Linked DNA regions of Homo sapiens: region 1 is linked to region 2. The links are chromatin loops, found by intact Hi-C in ENCODE. Cell type or tissue: endothelial cell of umbilical vein. All regions are shown on one strand.

Region 1 (2,500 bases), 220 kb after region 2:
TCTTCTGACCTTTTTCATCCTGCTACTCTTAAACATTTTCCCCATTGTTGAAGGTCAACAATTTTTTTTTTTTTTTTTTTTTGAGTCAGGATCTCCTGTTGCCTGGGCTGGAGTGCAGTGGCATGATTATAGCTCACTGAAGTCTTGATTTCTCAAATTCAAGCAATACTCTCTCCTCAGCCTCTGAGTAACTGGAAGTGCAAGTGCACACCACCATGCCCAGCTAAATTTTAATTTTTAGTAGAGATGAGGTATGTTGTCCAGGCTGGTCTCAAACTCCAAAACTCAAGCAATCTTCCTGTCTCAGCCTCCCAAAGTGCTGGGATTACAGGTGTGAGCCACTGTGCCTGGCCTAAAGGTCAACAACGAAATGAACTAATTGGTACAAATATGATAGTCCAAGACAATAAGTAACGAACAGAATCCTGAATTACACAGGATATACAAAACAAACTTTCTTTTGTTCTGAAATTTGGGAAGATTCTATTTTTACCCAACTCAACTCTTACTCAGAGTTTAAATTCGGCCTCTCTTGATCTACCTTCAGTGCAGAAGTTTTAGGTGGGTGTTGTGCAATGTGATTGTTCTTCTCTAGAAAAATGCTCCCTGAAAAAGTTTATTTGGGCAGCCAGGGGAAGGAGTAAGAGGAGTATACGTGGGTAGTAAAGATCAAGTTGGGTGGAGAGAGAAAGACAGAAGCAAAGAAAACAGGTGTCAGAAGGTTTGAGTAAGAGTAAGGTCTTTTTTATCTTTTTCTTCCTGAGGCCATAGCATTCCAGACAAAGAAGCCTTCTATTTATGTTTGGCATTTTTGTCTTCTCTCTTCTCTAGAGCTCCTCTTAAATCTGATTTTTGACATCAAAACTTTGTCATCATGGCTACAGTAATCCTAAGTCATCTAGTGAACTTTTGCCATTTATTAAGACAAATACATGAGAGTACCTATAGTGAGAGTATATATACGGAGTTTTTCCAGGAAGAGGCAACAACCTTAATGCAGATGAGACCACGACAAGCAGGAAAGAGCACGCTACAATTGATAAACAGTTTCTACTTGTGCAGTGTCTTGAATTTCTTGACCAAGCAGAGCCTAAAAGAGGCCACATGATCAAAAACCTGAAAATTACTGACTCCCGAATATAAGCTAAAAAAAAAAAGTGACCTTCTTTTATGATTTACCAAGACAGAACACATGCTGACAAAGGTTTAGAGGGACCCAAGTCCAGGTTTTAGCAATTTCTTCTAGACAAATCAATTACCACTCCAGTAAAACTCCAGACACTCAGGGCTGACTCATGGTGGGGGCTTGTCAGAGCTATGCTTCCATTCCTTTCTTATGAAGTGCATCCTTCTACATTCAACATACACAAGGCAGTCTGGAACAAAGCCAAACCCCGTGAGGCAAGCATTTTTATAAGTGGATGAAGACAACTGAAACTAAAGCAAGTAGCAGAATACGAAGCAGATTAATGGCAAGGATATTTGCTAAATGGTGTATCTCCAAAACAAAAGATCTAACTGCCTGTATAAATTTCTATTTCTTTATAAATTATAGGAAAATGAAATAAATCCACTAAAGAGAACTCAATGAAATACATCAGAGCTAAAATCATGTTAAAAAAAAAAAATCCCATGACACTGACACTAGGTCTAGGGAAAAACAAAAAAACAAACAAACAAACAAAAACACCTCACCTGGCAGCAGATCCAAAAGACTATTGGAGATTGGAGCTAAATGGACCTAGTGAGTGCCCCCACTTTGACCAAAAAATCCACACAATGGTGACATCTGTATGTGTCTAGCCCGCATCGTATCTAACCACAAGGAACAGCTTATGTGCAGAAAGTTAAAAATCAGTTAGTGGAAGGGAGGAAGGAGATCTGTTTGGCATAGTTTTTTTCCAACAGTCAGAGAAGGTTCATGTGTTTATTCAACAAATATGTATAAAGTACCTATTCTGTGCCCATCCCTGGGCTGAGTGCTGAGGATACAAAAGTGAATAAAGGCCAGGCGCGGTGGCTCACGCCTGGAATCCCAGCACTTTGGGAGGCCGAGATGGGCAGATCACTAGGTCAGGAGATCGAGACCATCCTGGCTAACACAGTGAAACCCCGTCTCTACTAAAAATACAAAAAATTAGCCAGGCGTGGTGGCAGGTGCCTGTAGTCCCAGCTACTCGGGAGGCTGAGGCAGGAGAATGGCGTGAACCCGGGAGGCGGAGCACGAAGTGAGACAAGATTGCGCCACTGTACTCCAGCCTGGGCAACAGAGCGCGACTCCATCTCAAAAAAAAAAAAAAGTGAATAAAATACTGTCCCTGCTTCCATGGACATTTGTCTATCCTGTGTCTTGTTCACTGCTATATCTCCAGCACCTAACAGTACCTGGAACATGGCAGGTTTTCAGTAAATACATGTGAAATAAATGAAGAAAAAAAAAAGAAAAAAGCTTGGCTGGGCTCAGTGTCTCAAGCCTATAACCCAGCACTTTTGGAGGCTG
Region 2 (2,500 bases):
CACTAGAAAGTTTAAATCAAACCTTGGTATACCTTAGAATCCTGAAATCCCAGGCCACTTCCTAGAGCAATTAAATTAGAATCTCTGGATTTAGAACCCAGGCATCAGGATTATTTTAAGCTCCCAAATTTAAGCCAAATATTAAGAGTCAGTGGTTTAAATCTTTGCTGTTATGTCCTGGTGCCTGGTATCACCAGAGAGCTTGTTAAAAATGCAGGCATCTCATACATACCTAAAAACTGGAACAGAATCTGCATTTTAATATGATCCAAGAGATTCAGGTGCACCTTACAATCTGAAGAACACTAGTTGGTTGACTTTTTCTGGTAAGTGGAGAAGATTGCTGGTAATCCGTTATGTTTCTCTGTTTCCCCCAAGTGGACTTTCATGAATTGGCTTGGTCTTCCTTGTCTGCTGCTTATGCAAATGTGAGGGTCTAAACACTACAAAACCATCAAGTCAACGTGATGGTATTCATTTGTAATGATCACCACTGAATTTTTAACAACTGCTTTTGATCCAACTGTCTCCCTTGGGAATATTGGGCAACACTAGGAATAATCTGGACAACATGTTGAAAGCTTTGGATGCAGTTTAGAAACTTCTATGGGGGCTGTACTTTCCCTATAGCCAAGGAAAGAGAAAAAAACAAGTCTGAGGGTGGCAGATGGGAAAGAATAGTGGCCTTGGCAACTGGAAGCCAGTTTCAATCTGAGCTGAAGCAATTACTAACTCTATGACCTTGGCAAGTCACATGGACTTTGTAAACTTAAATTTTCTCAGCTGTACAATGGGAAGCTGTTGGGAGAACAAACACATAGAATAAGCTTGGAAAGTGTACAACTCTTGGGGTATTTTATCATATTCAGTGTCTGTGAAGGAGTTAGACCTTGGGGAGAGGAGTAGGAAAAAATGAATCAATGCAAGTTTGAGAAAAGTGAAAGTTCCTCAAATCCACTGAAGCCTATTCCCATCTGCATTCAGAAAAGCCAGCCATTGGATCAACAAAGGTCTCTGTCAGGCCAACTCTCAAAGGATGGTTTCATCCTGCAGGGAAAACTGGACTAGATAACCAACTGACTGTTTGCGAGATGCAGTATCAAGGTCCTCTCCCTGTGCCTCTCTAGAAGCAGCACTGATTGCACTGCAAATGAACACTTTTCTCACTTAGAAATGAGCACTTAGAAGACAAGAAGAATCCATCTCCAAATCCCAGCACCCAAATCAGTGTCCTACACAAAGTCAGCACTCAGGAAATGTTTAGATTTCACTTGCAACAGGAAGAGGGAATTACCAGGCAGGGATATCAGCTAAACTAGTCAGGAACAAGCTGATTTGAAGGCTGATCCTCCTTCACAACCAGGAGGCTCCAAACAAAAACCAGCTGAAGTATTTCATCATTTCCTTTCCATTGCTAGGGACGCAGATGACCTAACCTCCTTGACATTCTGACTATGCCTTCCGTTCTCACAATGAGTCTCATTTTACCAGCTGGCCTGATGCAGTCAGCGCATGGCACAGTACTCAAGGGAAGAAAGGTCACAATCCATCACAGGATCAATACAATGGGATGAGTAAACAGCAAGAAAACACTGAAGGAGGCTTCATTTCTACCACCAACATTACATTCATACACTCACACAGTCCTCAATTGCATCTGGTCTTTTCATCCTCCTCATTCATTACTTTGATGTGTTTACTTAAACCGCTTTATGTTACGTAAATAGATATAATTACTATCACTTACTGAACGCTTGCTTGCCAGGTTTCAGGCACCACATGGAAGCCTTCAAATACTGTAGTCTACTGCATCTCACCCTTATGAGATAGAGATGACCATTCCCATGTTGCAGATGAGGAAACAGAGGCTCGAAGAAATGCTTAAGTATGTCTAAGTTTCAGCAGCTCATGAGCTGAAGAGCTAAGATGTAACCACTGCAGTTTGGCTCCAGAGCTATATTTCTAACCACACTACACTGCACTACCCTGAGGCTACTTGACCTGGTGCCTGCTGATTCCTTTGTCCACAAGGTCCTTGCCCTTCATTCACATCTTGTTAATTTGACCTCATTCATAAAATTTCAACTCAGACATTATTGCTCAAGAACCATTCCGCTAAATTAGACATGCAACCTGGACCTTGATATTCTCACTTCTGTCTAAAAATTTACTACACTCACTATGACAGCATGATTGTACATTTGCCTCCCTGCTAAACTGTGGGCTTCTGAGTAACAACAACGTCAAAATGTATCACATCTCTCCTGCCGATATCTACAAAGTAAAGTTATTCTTTCTTCCAGATTACTGTGGCATGATCCTCCACCATTCACACTCTACCCTGGACTCTGGGAAGGGACACTGCTGCCTTGAAACTCTACAACCCTGAACCTTGATGCTGGTTGCTGCAGACAAGAACTGCTTCTACCCTGGGTCACTGTCACTGCTAAGTGGAAAGTCATGAACTTGATGGTACCAGTCACTCTGGGCCTAAACCGAC

The links. Hi-C counts contacts between places; a loop is a spot of excess contacts. Peaks named below come from ENCODE experiments on the same cell type or tissue, not always from the same donor. Only the 100,000 strongest peaks of a DNase experiment are listed, where the experiment ranks them.
Region 1: a loop joins it to region 2, with 6 times the contacts of the local background. A loop is called at or near these places in 37 of 110 quality-filtered maps.

The regions. Positions count from the first base shown.
Region 1 is chr9:114,676,421-114,678,920 of GRCh38, reverse strand. All of the region lies in intron 1 of TEX48 (testis expressed 48), which reads left to right. Among named protein-coding and RNA genes, the nearest start is that of TEX48, 4.5 kb to the left of the region's middle. In endothelial cell of umbilical vein, no CTCF peak of the experiment used is centred here; a DNase peak (open chromatin) is centred at 1,350; H3K27ac peaks cover 2,081 bases.
Region 2 is chr9:114,893,968-114,896,467 of GRCh38, reverse strand. It overlaps a transcript of TNFSF8 not described here. Among named protein-coding and RNA genes, the nearest start is that of TNFSF8, 35 kb to the left of the region's middle. RefSeq lists an enhancer at 1,431-2,500. In endothelial cell of umbilical vein, no CTCF peak of the experiment used is centred here; DNase peaks (open chromatin) are centred at 887 and 1,447; H3K27ac peaks cover 2,500 bases.